Regions from separate parts of the Homo sapiens genome. Here region 2 is linked to region 1. Evidence: chromatin loops called from intact Hi-C (ENCODE). Cell type or tissue: GM12878. All regions are shown on one strand. Links, peaks and the distances in the headings refer to the core of each region. The heading gives the core; the rest is flanking DNA.

Region 1 (10,349 bases), core at 1,311-9,310:
TTTAAAACTCCAAAATAGTGTTGAAAGATATTAAAGATGACCAAAATAAATGGAAAGATATCCACATTTGTGGATCCAAATACTGAATTTTGGGGCCAGGCATGGTGACTAACACCTGTAATCCCAACACTTTGGGAGGCCAAAGTGAGAGGATCACTTGAAACCAGGAATTCAAGACCAGCCTGGGAGAGACCCTGTCTCTACAAAAAATGAAAAAAATTAGTCAGATGTGGTGGCACATGCCTGTAGTCCCAGCTACTCAGGAAGCTGAGGTGGGAGGATTGCTTGAGCCCAAGAGTTCAAACTGCAGGGAATTGTGATCATGCCACTGCACTCCAGTGTGGGCAACAAAGGAAGACAATGTTTCTAAAAAAATTTTTTTTAAATAAAGGCTTATTTGTTTATTTTTTTTGAAACAGGGTCTTGCTCTGTCACCCTGGTTGAAGTGCAGTGATATGATCATAGCTCCCTGCAACTACAGGCATGTGCCACCATGCCCAGCTAACTTATATTCATTTTTTCATAGATATACAGTCTTGCTATGTTGCCAAACATGGTCTCAAACTCCTGGCCTCAAACTCCTGGCCTCAAACTCCTGGCCTCAAGCAATCCTCCTACCTTGGCCTCCCAAATCCCTGGGATTACAGGCATGAGACACTGAACCCACTGAAAGACTTAATATTTTTAAAATGGCAATATTCCCCAAACGGATCTACAGATTCAACACAGTCCCTATCAATATTCCAACTGGTTTCTTTGCAGAAATTGACAAACTGATCTTAAATTTTTTTTTTTTTGAGACAGAGTCTTGCTCTGTTGCCCAGGCTGGAGTGCAGTGGCACAACCTCGGCTCACTGCAGCCTCCGCCTCTCAGGTTCAAGCGATTATCCTGCCTCAGCCACCCGAGTAGCTGGGATTACAGGTGGCCACTACCACACCTGGCTAATTTTTGTATTTTTAGTAGAGATGGGATTTCACCATGTTGGCCAGGCTGGTCTCAAACTCCTGATCTCGTGATCTGCCCACCTCAGCCTCCCAAAGTGCTGGGATTACAGGCGTGAGCCGCCATGCCTAGCCTGATCCTAAATTTCTTCTTCTTCTTCTTCTTCTTCTTTTTTAAATTTGAGACAAAGTTTTGCTCTGTCACCCAGGCTGGAGTGCAGTGGCACAATCCCGGCTCACTGCAACCTCTAGGTTCAAGCGATTCTCCTGCCTCAGCCTCCCCAGGAGCTGAGATTACAGGTGTGCGCTACCACACCCAGCTAATTTTTGTCTTTTTGGTAGAGATGGGATTTCACCATGTTGGCCAGGCTGATCTCAAATACCTGACCTCAGGAGATCCACCCGCCTTGGCCTCCCAAAGTGCTGGGACTACAAGCGTGAGCCACTGCACCTGGCCTGATCCTAAATTTCATAAGGAAATACAATGGACCTAAAACAGCTAACACAATCTTGAAAAAAAAGGATGAAGTTGGAGGACTCACACTTCTCAATTTCAAAATGTACCACAAAGCTATAGCAATCAAGACAGTGTGGTACCAGCATAAGAAAATAATTGAGAATCAATGGAATAGAATTGAGAGTCTACAAATAAATCTATACACCTATTTGCCAAGTGATTTTCTTTCTTTTTTTTTTGAGATAGAGTCTTGCTATGTTGCCCAGGCTGGAGTGCAGTGGCGAGATCTTGGCTCACTACAACCTCCGCCTCCCAGGTTCAAGTGATTCTCCTGCTTCAGCCTCCTGAGTAGCTGGGACTACAGGCGCAGGCCGCCACACCTGGCAAATTTTTGTATTTTTAGTAGAGACGGGGTTTCACCATATTGGTCAGGCTGGTCTTGAACTCCTGACCTCCTGATCTGCCCGCCTCGGCCTCCCAATGCACTGGGATTACAGGCGTGAGCCACCGCTCCCGGCCGCCAAGTGATTTTTCAACTAGGGTGCCAAGACCATTTGATGGGGGAAAGAATAGACTTTTCAACAAATTATGCTGGGATAAATAGATATCTACAAGGAAAATAATAAATGTGGAACCTTACCTTATACTATATACAAAAAAATTAACTAAAAATGGATCACAGGCCTAAATGTAAGAGCTGAAACTATAAAACTTAAAAAGAAAATATAGGCATAAATCTTTGTGACCTGGATTAGGCAAGAGTTTCTTAAATATGACACCCCAAACACTAGCAACTGAAGAAAAGATAGATGTTAGATATAAGCAAGATTAAAAATTTTTAAGTTTCAAAAGACATGAGAAAATGAAAAGACATCCCTTAGAATGGGACAGTAATTTTTCAAATCAGATATCTGATAAGGGAATTATATCTAGAATATATAATTTTTAAAACTCCTACAGCTCAATAATAGAAAGACAATTACCCAATTTAAAAATGGGCAAGGAATCTGAATAAATATTTTCCTAAAGAAGATATGCCAATGACGAGCAAGCACATTAAATGATGTTCAACACCATTAGTCCTCAGGGGGATGCAATCAAAACCACAATGAGATACCTCTTCAAACCCACTGGGATGGCTATAATCGAAAAGATAGAAAACAACTGTTAGTGAGGATGTGAAGGAATCGGAGCCCTCAGACACTGCTGGGGGCAATGTAAAGTGGCGGCCACTTCGGCAAACAGTCTAGCTGCGCTGTTCCTCAAAAGTTGAATATAGAGTTATCATGTTACTCAGCTTTTTCATTCTAGGTACATATCCAAGAGAAATGAAAACCTATGAGCACACAAAAACAAATAGACAAATGTTCACAGCAGCATTATTTAAAATAGTCAAAAGTGGAAACAACCCCAACGTTCAACTGATGAACAGGTTTTTAAAATGCAGTACACAATGAGGTACTATGCAGCCATAACAAGGAATGTAGTGCTGATACATGCTACAACATGGATGAACCCTGAAAACATGATGCTAAGTGTCAGAAGCCAGAATCAAGGGAACACATTCACTCGAAATGCTCAGAAGAGGGAAATCCATCAGACAGAGAATGTAGGCCTGCCATGGACTGGGGAACTGGGGAGGCTGGGGAAAAATGGGGAGTGACAGCTAACAGGTATGGGGTTTCTTTTTGGATGATAAAAACGTTCTGAAATCGATTGTGGTGATGACTACATGACTGTGTGAATACACTAAAAATCACTGAATTGTGTGCTTTAAGTAGGTGACTTATATAGTTAGATCTCACTAAAGGTGTTCAGAGAGAGAGAGGAGAGAGAAAGGAGGCTATGTATCGGGCCTTCAGGTCTGATCAAGTCCTGTTTAGAACACGGTATGCCACATGAGCTAAATGTGTATCTCATCTTTATGGAGAACTTGCCTTTGCCCTTCTGAGCTGGATTTACAGGGGAAAAAAATCAAGGCCCATTTGCTACTAATTACATCACCAATGGACACATAAAAACTATAAAATTAAATATGAAATAATATAGCAACCTAGTGTCTTAAGAATACCACTTAAAATGTTCATACCCCTCCAATACAATTACATAATCAACACAAGAAAGCCAAGAAACTTTTCCAAAGAATTTTTATTTCACATGAATTCATTTCAACAATCAAGTCTCATCAGCATTCTAATATAGCCAAAAAAACAAAGCAAAAATATTTAGTACTCATAACAAACACTTTTGATGCCTTTAGAGTGAAAGTTTTTGTTACAGGGAAGCAACAAGTTGAGTAGAGAAGTTGATAAGAAACTGAAGAATATAAGATTCCTGAAAGTATTTCAAAATAATTTTTCTACTTTGTATTAGAACCAGCATCATAAGGACAATGCCACTGCTCTTGCCCCTGAGATGATAAAGCCACCACTGGTTGCAGGCCCTTTTCATCGCATGCAGGGCACCAAGCCTCTCACATGTATTCTCCCACTTGATCTTCATCCGCAACTCAAGCGGCTACGAAGATCCTCAGAGTCCTCCTAAAGTCCCTACTCTGTCCTATAGCTCGCAAGTTCTTCTAACTCCCTGCTGTTCTGAGAGGTATCACAGAGCTGGGATTTCTTTTAAGCCGAAATGCATAAACAAGGAGTCAAGGTTTTCCAGTCCTATTATAGTGAGTTTCCAGGTCATTTCTTCATCCAAATTGATGATGAATGTTGAGTATCTACTGTTTTCCAGAGACCGTTCCAGGCACTTAGCTATAGACAGGTAACATATCTGGAATCCCCCTTCAACATAGTAAAGGTAGCAGAGTGAGGAAGACATTGGAGAGACTCAATAGAGCAGTGAGTGCTAGGAGAGCTCTATGGAGTGGGGGTGTCAGGGAAGACTCCCAGAGGGGGTGACACTTCAGCTGAACTTTAAAGACTGAAAAGAAGTTAGAAAAGAAGGAGGAGGCCGGGCGCGGTGGCTCACACCTGTAATCCCAGCACTCTTGGAGGCCGAGGTGGGCGGATCACCTGAGGTCAGGAGTTAGAAGCCAGCCTGGCCAACATGGTAAAACCTCATCTCTACTAAAAATACAAAACTTAGCTGGCCGTGGTGGCGAGTGCCTGTAGTCTCAGCTACTCGGGAGGCTGAGGCAGGAGAATCGCTTGAATCCAGGAGGCGGAGGTTGCAGTGAGCCGAGATTGTGCCACCGCTCTCCAGCCTGGCAGACAGAGTGAGAATTGTCTCAAAAATAAAAAGAAAAGAAAAGGAGGAGGAAAGGCATGCTAGGTACGAGAACAGCATGTACAAAGGTGGAGCAATAGAAGAGCATGGTTTATTCAGGGACTAACAAAAAAGTTGATCACTGCTGAAAGGTACAGTGCAAGGGTAGAGAGAGAAGAGGGAGTCAACAGGGTGTCATCACCAAGGATCACACTAAGGAGACTGGAGTTCATCCTGATGAGGACAGAAAATCACAGAAGGAGAGTGATCAACCTGTTCCCCATCCAATCCATGCAGCCCTCTGCTATTATAGACAGATCTTTACCCAGCAGACTCAAACACACATGTCCAGCATTCAAGGCCCTCGACACGTTGTCTGCACAAAGACACCCTAATACTACTCCTCCCTGCTCCAGAGGCCTTGCATGCAGGAGGTCCTTGTTCTTTCTTCCACCCGACTCCATGCAGACCACCCTCATTGCCACCTCAGGCTGACGGGAAGTGCCATTTGCTCCTCAGCTCCGGTGCTGATATGCATTAATGTGCTTGGCTCTTAGGCCCAGCAGAGGGCAGAAGAGGCCCATAAATACTTCGGACAAATTTGTCCCAGCCAGATAAAAATAGCCCTAGACACAGTCCTGGTACAGTGCTTCCCGGACTTTCCCATGCATATGAATTCAGGGATCTTGTTAAAATGCAGATTCTAACTCAGTAGTTGCAGGGTGGGCTGGAGACAGTACATTTCTAACAAGGTCCCAGGTGCTGTTGAGGCTGCTGGTCCATGCAGCACACTTTGAGAAAATAGCACTTTTCATACTGAGAAGAAAGATCTTTTTTCTAAGTTTCCAATCTTTCCCAGACCAATACTTTCCGAAAATAAAATAAAAATGAATAACAGGAAAAATTAAATTTCCAAAATGACATACAAACTATCTCAACTTTATATTTTCGGATTCGATAAACTTAGTATTTACCCTATCAAATTACAAGGTCAGCTGAGTGAGTTCTCCCATCATTTCTTCCCAGGAAGACAACACCAATTGCGTAACAAAAGAAACCCATGGCACCCTCACAACCAGGTTTAACTCCTACCACTGGATTTTATGGCCAAAGCAGGGAGGGAATGTACTAAAGGAATGCAAGCCATTTGCTTTGGGGCTTCATTAATATATTCCCCACTATAATGGAGTTTATAGAAAATGGTTTTTGATGAGCAGAGACCCCAACATTTGAACACCTACCTTGCCACTCTTCCTCGAAGATCTCCCAAACCGGAGAGCTGGCGCATCTCCAGGGTCTTTAAGGCAGAATTAGTTCCATAGCTAATGTTGTCCCGGGCACGAATCTGCTCCTGGAGTACCTGGGCAACATAAAAAACACTAAGGGAGTCATCTAAGAATTCACGTGCTTCCACAAAAGCATTTTATACTTTTGGCAAAAATAAGAATGTTTAACTCAGTCTTTCATAAGAGACTCCTTTTCAACAGTCACCTAAGGCACACTTAAACAGAGAACTAGGGGGCCTAGACAGAGAGAGACCTTAGAGGCTCCTCCCAGAGCAAGTCCCTTTATTTACCATTAAAAACTAAGTTCCTTTGGTTTTAGTATTTCTTCCTTAGTAATGAAGCCACTTTCTTTTTCTTTTTTCTTTTTTCTTTTTTTTTTGAGATGGAGTCTTGCTCTGTTGCCCAGGCTGGAGTGCAGTGGCACAATCTCAGCTCACTGCAACTTCTGCCTCCCAGGTTCAAGCAATTCTCCTGCCTCAGCTTCCCGAGCAGCTGGGATTACAGGCATGTGCCATCACACCTGGCTAAGTTTTGCATTTTTAATAGAGACGGAGTTTGTGTTAGTAGAGATGGGGTTTCGCCATGTTGGCCAGGCTGGTCTTGAATTCCTGACATCAGGTGACACGCACACCTTGGCCTCCCAAAGTGCTGGGATTACAGGTTTGAGCCATGGGCTATTTTGATACAGGCATGCAATGTGTAATAATCACATCAGGGTGAATGAGGTATCCCTCACCTCAAGTATTTACTGTTTCTATTACAAACAACCCAATTATACTCTTTTAGTTATGTTTACATGTACAATTAAATTATTATTGACTACAGTCACCCTGTTGTGCTATCAAATACTAGATCTTATTAATTCTAACTATTTTTTAATGCCCATTAATCATCCACATTTCCACCCCACCCCCCACTATCCTTCTCAGCCTCTGGTAACCATCATTCTACTCTCTATCTCCGTGAGTTCAATTGTTTTAATTTTTAGCTCCCACAAGTGAGTGAGAACATGCGAAGCTTATCTTTCTGTGCCTGGCTTATTTCATTTCACTTAACATAATGACCTCTCGTTCTATCCATGTTTTTGCAAATGACAGAACCTCATTCTTTCTTACGGCTGAATACACTCCATTGTGTATCTGTACCACACTTCTTTATCCATTTGCCTGTTGATGGACACTTGGGTAGCTTCCAAATCTTGGCTATTGTGGATAGTGCTGCAATAAACACGGGAGTGCAGATATCTCTTCCATATACTGATTTCCTTTCTTGTAGGTATATACCTAGCAGTGGGATTGCTGAATCATATGGTAGCTCTGTTTTAGTTTTGTGAGGTACCTCCAAAGTGTTCTCCACAGTGGTTGTACTAATTTACATTCCCGCCAACACTGTATGAGTGCTCCCTTTTCTCCATATCCTTGCCAGCATTTGATATTGCCTGTCTTTTGGATAAAAGCCATTTTAACTGGGGTGAGATGATATCTCATTGTAGTTTTGTTTGTTTGCTTTTTGAGACTAAGTCTCACTGTCACCCAGGCTGGAGTGTAGTGGCATGATATCGGCTCACTGCAACCTCCACCTCCTGGATTCAAGCGATTCTCATGCCTCAGCCTCCCAAGTAGCTGGGATTACAGGCATGCATCACCATGCCAGGCTAAATTTTTTTTGTATTTTTAGTAGAGATGGAGTTTCACCGTGTTGACCAGGCTGGTCTGAAACCCCTGGCTTCAAGTAATCCACCCACCTCGGCCTCCCAAAGTGCTGGGATTACAGGTGTGAGCCGCTGCACTCAGCCAATATCTCATGTAGTTTTGATTTGCATTTCTCTGATGATCAATGATGTTGAGCACCTTTTCATATACCTGTGTTTGCCATTTCTATGTCTTCTTTTGAGAAATGTGTATTCAGATCTTTTGCCCATTTTTTAAACAGATTATTAGATTTTTTTCTTATAGAGTTGTTTGAGCTCCTTATATATTCTGGTGATCAATCCCTTGTCAGATGGAGAGTTTGCAACTACGTTCTCCCTCCACTTTGTTCTTCTTTTGATGTGCAGAAGCTTTTTAACTTAATTTGATCCCATTTGTCCATTTTTGCTTTGGTTGCCTGTGCTTGAGGGGTATTTCTCAAGAAATCTTTGCCCACTCCAATGTCCTAGAGAGTTTATCCAATGTTTTCTTTTAGTTGTTTCATAGTTTGAGGTCTTAGATTTAAGTTTTTTTTTTTTCAACTTTTATTTTTGGTTCAGGGTACATGTGAAGGTTTTTTACATAGGTAAACTCGTGCCATGGATGTTTGTTGTACAGATTATTTCTGTGAGATAATTAAACACAACTATTGTATACTGGGTTTAATGTGTTGTTGTACAGATTCTGTACATTAAGCCCAGTACCCAACAGTTATCTTTTCTGCTCCTCTCTAATCTTTAATCCATTTTGATTTGATTTTCTGTACATGGTATGAAATAGGGGTCTAATTTCATGCTTCTGCATATGGATATTCAGTTTTCCCAGCACCACTTATTGAACAGACTGTCATTTCCCCATTGCATGATCATGGCTCCTTTTTCAAAAAGGATTTTACTGTAGATGTATGGATTTGTTTCTGGGTTCTCTATTCTGCTCCATTGGTCTATGTGTCTATTTTTATGCCAGTGCCATGCTGTTTTGGTTACTGTAGCTCTGTAGTATAATTGCAAGTCAGGTAATGTGACCTCTCCAGTTTTGTTCTTTTGCTCAGGATAGTTTTGGCTATTTTGGTATTTTGTGGTTCCATGTGAACTTTAGGATTTTTTTTTTCTATTTCTGTGAAGAATGTCATTGGTATTTTGATAGGGATTGCATTGAATTTGTAGATTGCTTCAGGTAGTACAGACATTTTAACAATATTATGTATTCCAAACCACGAACATGGAATATCTTTCCATTTTTATGAGTCTTCTCCAATTTCTCACATCAATGTTTTATAGTTTTCATTGTAGAGATCTTTCACTTCTTTGGTTAATTCACAGGTATGTATGTATGTATGTATATATGTATGTATGTATGTATGTATGTATGTATGTATGTATGTATGTATTTGAGATGGAGTCTCGCTCTGTTGTCCCGGCTAGAGTGCAGTGGCGCAATCTCGGCTCACTGCAACCTCCGCCTCCCAGGTTCATGCCATTCTCCTGCCTCAGCCTCCCGAGTAGCTGGGACTACAGGCGCCCGCCACTATGCCCGGCTAATTTTTTGTATTTTTAGTAGAGATGGGGTTTCTCCGTGTTAGCCAGTATGGTCTCGATCTCCTGACCTCGTGATCCGCCTGCCTCAGCCTCCCAAAGTGCTGGGATTACAGGCGTGAGCCACCGCACCCAGCCTATATTTATTTATTTAATTATTGAGACAGGGTCTTGCGCTGAACCCAGGCTGGAAAGCAGTGGCACAATCTTGGCTCATTGCAACCTCTGCCCCCAAGGCACAAGCAATCTTCCCAGCTCAGCCTCCCGAGGCACACAGCAGCACGCTCAGCTATTTTATCGTATTTTTGGTAGAGACAGGGTTTCGCCATGTTACCCAGGCTGGTCTCAAATTCCTGAGCTCAAGTAATCTGCCCACCTTGGCCTCCCAAAGTGCTGGGATTATAGGCGTGAGCCACAGCACCTGGCCAGTATTTAATTTTATTTACAGCAATTGGAAATGAGATTACTTTCTTGATTTCTTCTTCAGATTGTTCCCCATTGGCATATAGAAATGCCACTAATTTCTGTATGTTGATTTTGTATCCTGAAATTTTATTGAATTTGTTTATCAGTACTAATAGTTTTTTGGTGGAGTCTTTAGGCTTTTCCAAATATAAGATCATATCATCTGCAAACAAGAATAATTTGTCTTCTTCCTTTCCAATTTGGATGCCCTTTCTTTCTTTCTTTTGTCTGATTGCTCTAGCTAGGACATCTAGTACTATGTGGAATAACAGCAGTAAAAGTGGGCATCCTTTTTGTGTTCCAGATCTTAGATAAAGGCTTTCCTGTCTTCTCCATTTAGTATATTACTAACTGTGGGTCTGTCATATATGGCTTTTATTATGTTGAGATGTGTTCCTTGTATACCTAGTTTTTTGAGGGTTTTTCTCATGAAGGGATGTTGAATTTTATCCAATGCTTTTTCAGCATCGGTTGATATGATCATATGCTTTTTGTCTTTCATTTTGTTGATATGATGTATCACACTGATTGATTTGCATATGTTGAACCATCTTTGCATCCCTGGAATGAATCCCACTTGTTAATGATGAATGATCTTTTTAACATGTTGCTGAATTCAGTTTCCCAGTATTTTGTTGAGGGTTTTTGCATCAGTGTTCAACAGGGATATTGGCCTGTAGGTTTTTTGTTTTTTTGTTGTTGTTTTTGTTTTTGTTTTGCATCTTTAATTTTGGTACCAAGGTAATACTGGCCTCATAGAATG
Region 2 (10,349 bases), core at 691-8,690, 120 kb after region 1:
GCCACTGAGCTTGGCTGACCTAATAATATTCTGAAGCTGATATTTCCCTATGAGATATGGAGTCAGACTTATCTGAGACTTTATCATGTCTGTGTGTACCTAGGCAATGCCTAGTACAGATGGCATGCTGTTTTCTTTCCAATTCATACTACATAACTATGTCAGATGAATTTCCTGCCCTAAACTATAGCTCCAAATATGGCAGTTCCTTGCACAAAACTACTGTCGCATTTCATTATGCTTGCTTCTTTCCTGTATTTATTCTTTCTAAAAATTTATCGTTTGTTTTCCCCATCCTAAAATTGTAAGCTCAGTGAGGGCAGGGACCAGTTGTAGCTCCAGTGTTTAGCTGTGCTGTCTTATAACACACATTCGATTATATTGTTGCCAAACTATGTAAATGATTACTACAAGAATTTGGACAATATGATTTTCTTTCAACTTTTAAAAGTGAGATATAATGAACGTACCATAAGACTCACCCATTTAAAAAGCATAACACAGTGGTTTTTAGTATATTCATAAACTTGTACAATCATCACCACTAATTCCAGAATATTTTCATCACTTCAATAGGAAAATGCATACCTGTTAGCAATTACTTCCATCTCCCCTCTCCCCCAGCCCCTAGCAAACCACTAACCTACTTTTTATCTCTATAGATTTCCCTATCCTCAACTTTCATTTAAATGGAATTATATAATATGTGGTCTTTTGCTCCTGGCTTAACACGATATTTTCGAGATTCATCCATGTTGTAACATTTTGTTTACCCTTTTAGACAAGATAAAGTTTAATACCCTTTCTAACTCTATGCTCAGATAGTCAAGTGAAGAGCTACAACCAAATTTCTTTTTCCTTTCTTCCTTTCTTCTCTCTCTCTCTCTTTCTTTCTTTCCTTCTTTTTTTTTTTGACAGAATCTTGCTCTGTCGCCCAGGCTGGAGTAGAGTGGAACGATCCCGGCTCCCTGCGACCTCCGCCTCCCCTGTTTAAACGATTCTCGTGCCTCAGCCTCCCGAGTAGCTGAGATTACAGGCATGTATAACCATGCCGGGCTAATTTTTGTATTTTTAGTAGAGAAGGGGTTTCACCGTGTTGGTGGCCAGGCTGGTCTCAAACTCCTGACCTCACGTGATCCACCAACCTCAGCCTCCCAAAGTGCTGGGATTGTAGGCGTGAGCCACAGCGCCCTGCCTCAACCAAATTTCAGAAAGTATCATAATATCATTATGCTTCATAGTTTCTCTATGCCCTGAAGTTTACCAATTTTATCTTCTACAGATTCCAGGAAGGCAGCCTGTTAAGACTCACCAAATTTACTTCCTCAGCCTCCAGAACAATAAAATCAAACTCCCTACCTTGATTTTAAGATTCTGCTTCCCCCCACCCCGCCCCACCCCAATCTTCTCCTTGGATATTCGACAGTCTGGAATAATGCATTTTTACAGTTCTGATTGTTTTCAGCAGATGTGTTGGCTGAGGTTGGATGGGGTTTCTTCCCACCTATCTCTCCTCTCTCCTTCCCTCTGCCCACTGCACGTGCAACAACTTTTCTGCCATCAAAACGTGCAAAAAAGAAACAAGAAAGAAAGGAAAGAGAAAGAAAAGAAAAACAGAAAAAAGAAAAGAAAAAGCAGCCGGAAGTCTTCCTTTGTTTTCCAAGGAAATTCAGGTAAAAGGAGGGGTGGGGAAATGATATTTTTGACTTTGCTCACAATCCAGACGTAGGAAAGAAAAAGGATTTCCTTTGGGCTGCTGCCACGACTCTGATGTTTTATGCTGATAAAATATTTCCTTCTTAAAAAAAAGTTCTGGGAAAATCATGCCCCTTCAACTTGGAAGCGAAACCCACCCTAACTTTCGTCTTAAAACGCAGCGAAGTGAAAGGTTTGCTCCTCTTTCACGAGGGTTTTGTTCCTTACAGTTCGGGTCTTGCTACCAGGAGCGAGCTGGGTCCGCAGCGTTCTTCGGTGGCTGGCGCGGGAGGAGGACTACAGGATCCAGAGATCTTTGGAAACTCCAGCAGCTCCAAGCTTGTTGGCTACTACGGTTTCCCTGAGGAGTGACGCTACGAAAACAAACCCTGATTGGTCAGGCCTGAGCTGAGTTCTCCATTTATGGACAGATTGCCCGGCCCGAGCCGAGACTCAGCCAGAGGAGTACGGATTAAGTGGCCGAAGAAAGAGGAGTGAGGCAGGGGAGCGAGGCGGACGCTCCGAGCGCATCGGACTCACCTGGGCCGGCGGCGACCGGCGAGTACGAGTGGACTCTTGCCCTCCGCAGCATGCGCCCCGCCTGCTAAGTCGCCGCCGTCTCGCCCTCACCTAGCACCGCCAATCCCGCCTGGATGGAGTCCCCTCTGGGTTCCCATTGGCTCCTGTGAGTGCTTGGGTGTCGGGAGCCTGTTTTTGGCGAGGGGAACCAACTTTTGAAGTTCGCCCAGAAGACTGCGTTCCAGCCCCAGTTCCCCGGCAGCGGGACCCGGCGAAGACGCGACCGCGGCGCGAGTCACCATGGTGAGTTGGCCGCGCCGCGTCCTAGGACGCCGGACCCGGGGACGGGGCAGGAAACCCCGGCGTGGTGCACCCACCTTGGGCGCGCTGCCGGGGCCAGGGGTGGAGAAGGTGGACGCGGGAGCCGGCACGTCGCGAGCTCTGATTTCCTGCCGCTTTCCGTAAACCCGGGCCGGGGGAGAGCGAGCGAGGGGCCAAGGAAAACTTTATTCCAAGTCGGTTTCTGCGTCGCGAAACTTTCTGTGGCCGGGTTGCTATGGCTGCCAGCTGTCGGAAGCCAGGGTGTGGGCGCATCGGCTGCGAGGGGCACGGCGCGGGAGGGGGTCCCCTCCTCCTGCTGGGACGTGGGGGGCGCAGCCGGCAGGGGAGGTGCTCGGAGACTCGCGCCGCAGCCGCTGGCGGCGTCCCCTGCCCTCCCCGCGGCCGTGCCCGCCCCGCCCCGGGCACCCTCGCGCCGACTCCCTCTCCTCCCCGCCGCCGCTCCGCTGCCCGGCAGCGCCCGCAGCTGTCCCGCCTGGCAGCGGCACGCGGGCGGGGGCGGTCCCTGGCCCGCCTTGGCGAGGGGCGGCGCGGGCCGCACAAAGGCAGGCGGGGGCGCCAGGTAGGGCGAGCACCTGGCGGCCGGCGGGCTGTCAAGAGCCAGGGAGACTCGGGCGCGGGCGGCAACCACGCCGCCCCGGACCTGTGCCGGGCGCCGGCCCCGAGGGTCTCCGCGCCCCGGACGCCAAGTAAACACCTCCTGAAGAGGACCCCACCCCTTCCCAAGCGCGAGGGGATCGGGGCTTTTCGGGGATCCAGGGGACGCTTCGCACGGGAAGACGCCCTCGCGAGTTTCGAGTTTGTTGCTGTTTTCCCTTTGGCACTTTGGGAATGTGTGGAAGGGGCCGCCTCTTTGACTTGTGACTTTTCTGCTATTCCAACTCCCCAGTCCAGCTACACTCCCCTCCCTCCCTGTATAACCTTAGCCACCTCCCTTGGGCTTTGGCGTGGTGTACTTTTCTTTGCGGGGCACGAAAGCAAGGACTCTATTTTGAAGAGATCGGCAGTTCATCAAAAAAAAAAAAATCTATTACAAGGCTTCATAGTTTCCACACTTGCTTCTTTTCAAGTAGTCCTGCTTAGGTGGATTATCTCGTCCTCTTCTGGTTTGCTGTTGTTTTCTAATGGCTGTGGAAGAGAAGCCAAGTCAAAATGATAACCAGCACAACACTAATTAAAAAATCGATATCCCGGTGAGCAGCCTGAGGGAAGTGCAGCAGAGGCCCATCGAAACCTGCACACAAAGCTCAGAAGCCCCCTTGCCCCGTGCTGTTTATTCCAAAGAATGATTACAAACAAACATCAACGAGAAACCTTTCAAGGCATCCTCGGCCAAAGCCTTTTCTTTTTACATAGTCCAAAATTAAGTCACTTTTGCCCCATCTAAGAGAACACTTTGTCTATACATTTCCTCTTCTAGTTTTAAGGTTTAAGAAGTCAGTCTACTCTACGTTACTTTTGGACCCCTTCCCTCACCCCAGCAGAGAACCATTCCCATTGGGCATGTGTTTGGGTGAAGCTACCTCACTGGGCACCTGGTCCCTTGAAGCAGTGTGATAGTCCTGGTACTTGAGAATTGCTGTAATCATTTTCCGTGGGTCAATATTTCTTAAAAAAATCAATGTGTTTATGTCAAGAACTTAAAGAATCTTACTGAATTTAAGTACTTGAGTGGTACCTTGAGGAAATTAACTTCCCCTCAGTTAAACTCATTTTTCATGCTGAATGGACTGAAATATACTCTAGGTTGCCTTTTCCGAAACCTGTGATACCATGCTTAATTCAGCCCCATTGCAGATGAAGTAGAGGGTTGGTCAAATGCATGCGAAGAAGGCATGCTGTAGGGAAGAGGTGGTTCTATCTGAGGACAGTGTGTGACTTCCCTATTGATGGGCTCCCTGCCATCAGCACAGATGGGCATGTTGTGTGCCCCCAGGCGACTATCTGTGCATCAGATATGGTTGCTGAAGTCACAATTCACTGATGGAAAAGTTGAAACAGCTGGCTGTCCTGAAACAGGAGATGTGCCATTGATAGATCTACTGGATCCAGAGTGATTTGGCCAAAGTTAATCATTTCTTTCCTGACTTGAAAAATTGTTCATTATGTATGTGAAGTTGCCTTAGAATAGAGCATCATCTTAAATAATCAGAAACCCAAGTTACAATATTTAATGTTTATGTCAGACTCTGTCAAGCCAAATGATACTTCATTTTGTGTTCCACATCTGCCCAGGCCTGCCCAAGTTGTATCCCTTCAGCTGCTTAGAACAGGAAGGGAAAGGACATTACCTTCTTTGGGTGTGGCTGAAGATTAGCATGGAGGCTAAAATTCATCAGAAGGCCCTTGGCGGCCAGGCGCAGTGGCTCACGCCTGTAATCCCAGCACTTTGGGAGGCTGAGGCAGGAGGAATACTTGAGCCCAGGAGTTCAAGACCATCCTGGGTAACATAGTGAGACCCTGTTTCAGTTAAAAAATATTAAGAAGAAGAAGAAGAAAAAGAAGGCCCTTGGCTGGGCTATAGGGAGAACACCTATACCGTGGACTTCTTCTGTGTGAGTGTGTGTGTGTGCGTGTGTCTTTTAGGAAGTCTGGTAGCATAGTAGGAGGGCTCTCCATCTGTACCTGAGGCCCTACTAAGACTCATTCAGTTGTGACTCATAAGGAAAATAGCCATTTTCATTTTCTGACTCATGAACACAGTGTACAGCTTGTAGTTCACCTTCTATCTTCCTCCTGAAAACTCACTTTGGGACACTTTTCTATCTTGAGAAAACTAGGAACACTACCAGGCAATAGTTACTTGTGTCTTTTTCCTAAGGAGACTTGAAGAAGTTAAAAAAAACCCTGCACATCTTTATAATTTAGTGGAGGTTGTTTAGCAGAGTACAAAAAAATCTCTGTTGACTTTAACCGTAATACCCATCTAAGGCTTCCTTCGTAGAATCTGGGCTTATCATCATCTGCAAAGGAAGTTCTGCTTTTGTGGCCATGACCAGTTTGGACTCTCTGATAGACTGAAACCCATGGCTGTAGGTCCGCTATGTGCTTTGGATCCAGAAATTGTGATTGATTTTTATGCAAGGTTTCTGTGCATTAAATATACAGAAATATTTGAGCAAATCTGAATTGACCATCACCTCAAAACATGTTCAAGAGCTGTTCCCTTTTCCTTACTTGCATATACTTGTGAGGAAATTATAGATATGACACATAAGAATACCCAGGAATAGATTTACAACCTAGAAATCTGATGGATAGCTGATGATAAGGTAGGTAAGTTCCTTTAGGTGATGGCATGGCATGTATTTAGAAAGTCTGGAATACATTTCAAATGTTTCCTGGGAAGGTAACCTACTTGATTTCCACAGATTAGTTTATCAGATTGCTAGTAGTCTCCTAGTCAAAACAACACAATACAACAAAACAAAACCAGAAAGGAATGGGATCAAGCACAAAAAAAGTTTTGATGGAGGCAAAGCGTTGGGGAAATACCTAGAGTCCGGGACATTATCTAGGGACAAGTGTGAGTGGGCCATCCTAGTGGGAAATATTTGACAGCCCAGGCATCTCCTTGGAGAGAAAATGGGTGGAGCAGTGGATGGAGAGGGATGGAGAAGTATAAGAAGCAGACATTTACTGAAGTTGAAAGTCACCTCCACCACACTTTTGCTGAGGACTACAGTCTTGTCAGTGGTTGCAAACTTTTTTTTTTTGAGTTGGAGTCTCTCACTGTCGCCCGGGCTGGAGTGCACTGGCGCGATCTCAACTCACTGCAACCTCCGCCTCCCGGTTTCAAACGATTCTCCTGCCTCAGCCTCCCAAGCAGCTGGGATTACAGGTGCCTGCCACAACGCCCAGCTAATATTTTGTATTTTTTAGTGGAGACGGGGTTCCACTATGTTGGCCAGGCTGGTCTCAAAGTCCTGACCTCGTGATCCTCCTGCCTCGGCCTCCCAAAGTGCTGGGATTACAGGTGCCTGCCACAATGCCCAGCTAATATTTTGTATTTTTTAGTGGAGACGGGGTTCCACTATGTTGGCCAGGCTGGTCTCAAAGTCCTGACCTCGTGATCCTCCTGCCTCGGCCTCCCAAAGTGATTACAGGCATGAGCCACTGTGCCCGGCCAGTGGTTGCAAACTTAAATGTCTTATAATTTGGTGGAGGGAGGCTGGCCTCTAGAGAGTAAATATGGAATATATGTGCCATTCTAGGAGGCACCACTACTTGATTCTAGGCCATGGTTATATCGACCATATTACCAAATTATCTTGTTTTTCAAGAGAAACTAGAAATCTAGATTTTTATGCTATATCTGCCAGTTCTTATTTTTATTTATTTTGAGACAGAGTTTTGCTCTTGTCGCCCAGGCTGGAGTGCACTGGCGCGATCTCGGTTCACTATAACCTCTGCCTCCCAGGTTCAAGCAATTCTCCTGCCTCAGCCCCCTGAGTAGCTGGGATTACAGGCCCCACCACCACACCCGCCTAATTTTTGTATTTTTAGTAGAGACAGGGTTTTACCATGTTGGCCAGGCTGGTCTCAAACTCCTGACCTCAGGTGATCTGCCCGCCTCAGCCTCCCAAAGTTCTGGGATTATAGACGTGAGCCACCACGCCCGGCCTCTGCCAATTTTTATATGTGATTTGATCATCTCAGAGGGGCCAAACACAGCTGCAGATTAGCTGTTTGCAGCCACTTTATTGTAAGTCTTAACATGGTGTCCTTCTGTGAACCACAGTGATTCTTCTCATTCACTCACCAGGAAGAATGTCTAAACGTTCACTGCATACCCAGTAGTGGCATTCAGTATTTATCCATACATCCACACCTTCCTACTGGGTCTCCCTAAAGAGAGGGAATAGCCTGGTATTTTCAGCCTATGCATTCTCTAAGCTATTATAACAGGGAAAATCTGCATCCAGCTGCTACTGTTTGGCGCTATCTCAACACCTGTGTAGGATGGTTCCACGAGTGGTGAGGCTGCAAATTGAGCTTTTCTCTTCAACCCTTCAACTCCTTCCTCCACTGAAAATGCCATGGCCTCCAATGTCACATGATGGACTTCTTGTTTTTCACTCCTTTTTCAGTTGAATCTCATGAATTGGCGGTCTGTCTCAGGCGTTTTCCTGAGGGTTAGATAATGAGCAGCGGCGTGCATTCTGATAACTTAGAATACAACATTTTGCCTCTGTGCCTAGTGTGGGCATGTGATGAGCCCCTGTGAGACTCAGTGAAAGAACATATAGTACCTTGCGTTTCCTCATGAGCCAAGTGTGGGGCCTTATTATTCATTAGGAATTTGAGAAATCTCTTTTTATCTGCTTCAACAAGCAGAAATATTTTAAATCTTCTGTGTAAGTGCAAGGTATTATAAGCTTCATGGTAGGATATATAGGAATTATGTACAGTCATGGTTTTCCAAGTTTGAGTCATCTCTTTTTTTTTTTTTTTTTTTTTTTTTGCGAAAATGCAGCAACTTGTGTTTTTACCAATCTGTGATTAAAATGTTTCTTAATGGTGAGTTTTTAAAAACTTTTTTTTTCTTTTTCTCACCATGCTGAAATATTTACAAAGTAAATAAGAGGTTAAAGGTTAAATGCCAAAGGTATTAAAATAAACATCTCAGCCTTATAAGCACATTCTGTAATAGTGGTAAACAAATTGTGTTTTGAATTTCAGTTTCAGAATTTATGTTGGCAGAGACAAAAGGTTTTGGGGCATCCTAGCAAAGTATTTTTTTCATATATCTTTGGGACAGCCACACTTAAGAGAAGTACAACTGTAAAAGCCAGCCCTAACATAGTGACATGAACTTTGACAACCCATAGAACTCAAACTGTACATGTGAATGAAGTTGGCCCGCCCTTCTGAGTTACCACCATGAGAATGACGTCATTGCCGTTGTTCAAAGCACTTTTGAATGGTCATTTATGAGCTATGTAATAAAACCTATTTTTTTGCCGGGTGTGGTCGTTCAGGCCTTTACCAAAAAAAATTTTAAAAATTAGCCACGTGTGGTGTCATGCACTATAGTCCCAGCTACTTGGGAGGCTGAGGTGGGAGGATTTCTTGAACTGAGGAGTTCAAGTATGCAGTGAGCTGTAACTGTGGCACTGCAGCCTGGGTGAGAGTGAGAGAGAGAGAGAGAAAGAGAGAGAGAGAAAAAAAAGAAAGAGACAGGGCTGGGCCCTGTGGTTCACGCCTGTAATCCCAGCACTTTGGGGGGCCGAGGTGGGCAGATCACCTGAGGTCAGGAGTTTGAGACCAGCTTGGCCAACCTGGTGAAACCCCGTCTCTACTAAAAATACAAAAGTAGCCAGGTGTGGTGGTGCATGCCTGTAATCGCAGCTACTTGGGAGGCTGAGGCAGAGAGAATCACTTGAACTTGGGAGGCGGAGGTTGCAGTGAGCCTAGATCACGCCATTGCACTCCAGCCTGGGCAACAAGAGTGAAACTCTGTCTCAAAAGAGAGAAAGAAGGGAAGAAGAGGGAAGGAGGGAGGGCCTTATTTTTTATTTTTTAACTCCTTAGTGCCCAGTGTGATCATTCCTATTACTCACCAGACTTTGTATTACATCCCTCTCAGGTGTTTCCAGAAGTTACATTGTGCCTCAAAGGCGGAACAATTAGCCCCACTAAAGATATGCAGTATCCAGCAGGTCCCTTTTTCCTGGAATAAGTATAAGAACTGCTCTGAAGGAGGCACACTCTCTTGGGTCTTTTGAGCTCTGATAATGTTTGTTACAAATTCATTTATAGCACTTTATGGTCATACGTTACATTATAGAAAGTAAAACATAGGCTACATTGTAGAAAGCCCAGAAGAGAGCTTAAAAATTCTATCCTAAATCCATTTGTTAACTTCACAGAGAGATCTAGAGAGGTTAAATTACTTCCAAAGTCTCATAGCTAGTTTTTAGCTGAGCTGGTGCCAGAATCCAAGTTAGATCTGATCCAGTGCAGATCTAACCTTATTAGATCCCAGTCTAATAAGGTTTTTCTTACCAAACAGTGGTGGGAATAATTCTTTAAGAGTCTGGACGTGACCAGATAGTTTTCTTTCTGGGACTTTTCAAGAAAGTCTGCTTGTAGGTGGAAGGTTACTGTACTAACTTCATTATAAGAAATTTAGAAGAATTCAGCCGGGCGCGGTGGCTAACGCCCGTAATCCCAGCACTTTGGAAGGCTGAGGTGGAGGGATCACCTGAGGTCAGAAGTCCGAGACCAGCCTGGCCAACATGGTGAAACCCTGTCTCTACTAAAAATAAAAAATTAGCCGAGTGTGGTGGCAGGCACCTGTAATCTCAGCTACTTGGGAGGCTGAGGCAGGAGAACTGCTTGAACCTGGGAGGCCGAGGTTGCAGTGAGCCGAGATCACACCATTGCACTACAGCCTGGGGCACATCTCAAAAAAGAAAAAAAAAAAGAAAAAGAAATTTAGAATAATTCACCCAAAGTACCCCCACACCCTAACACAGTAATTATTTTTGTCTCTGGGTTTCCTTTCAGTCTGTTCAAATGCATTGTTTCTTTGTTTGTTTGTTTTTCTTGAGATGGAGTCTCACTCTGTCGCCCAGGCTGGAGTGCAGTGGCATAATCTCGGCTCACTGTAACCTCCTTCTGCCTCCCAGTTTCAAGCGATTCTCCTGCCTCAACCTCCTGAGTAGCTGGGATTATAGGTACACACTACCATGCCCGGCCAACTGTTTTATTTTTAGTAGGGACAGGGTTTCACCATGTTGGCCAGGCTGGTCTTGAACTCCTGGCCTCAAGTGACCCACCTTGACCTCCCA

The links. Peaks named below come from ENCODE experiments on the same cell type or tissue, not always from the same donor. Only the 100,000 strongest peaks of a DNase experiment are listed, where the experiment ranks them.
Region 2: a loop joins it to region 1, with 5 times the contacts of the local background. A loop is called at or near these places in 47 of 110 quality-filtered maps.

Annotation. Positions count from the first base shown.
Region 1 is chr15:59,487,894-59,498,242 of GRCh38, reverse strand. FAM81A (family with sequence similarity 81 member A) reads right to left here. Exons shown (of 9, transcript NM_152450.3): 4 at 5,854-5,972. Among named protein-coding and RNA genes, the nearest start is that of FAM81A, 55 kb to the right of the region's middle. RefSeq lists an enhancer at 5,065-5,114. In GM12878, for the core only: a CTCF peak has its summit at 5,170 (motif pointing right); a DNase peak (open chromatin) is centred at 5,220.
Region 2 is chr15:59,364,666-59,375,014 of GRCh38, reverse strand. It overlaps MYO1E (myosin IE), which reads left to right and starts at 2,144. Exons shown (of 28, transcript NM_004998.4): 1 at 2,144-2,517. The coding sequence starts at 2,515. RefSeq lists enhancers at 1,856-2,360, 2,361-2,864, 8,209-8,791, 8,792-9,376 and a silencer at 2,880-3,199. In GM12878, for the core only: no CTCF peak of the experiment used is centred there; DNase peaks (open chromatin) are centred at 2,084, 4,420, 4,751 and 5,204; H3K4me3 peaks cover 7,586 bases; H3K27ac peaks cover 5,193 bases.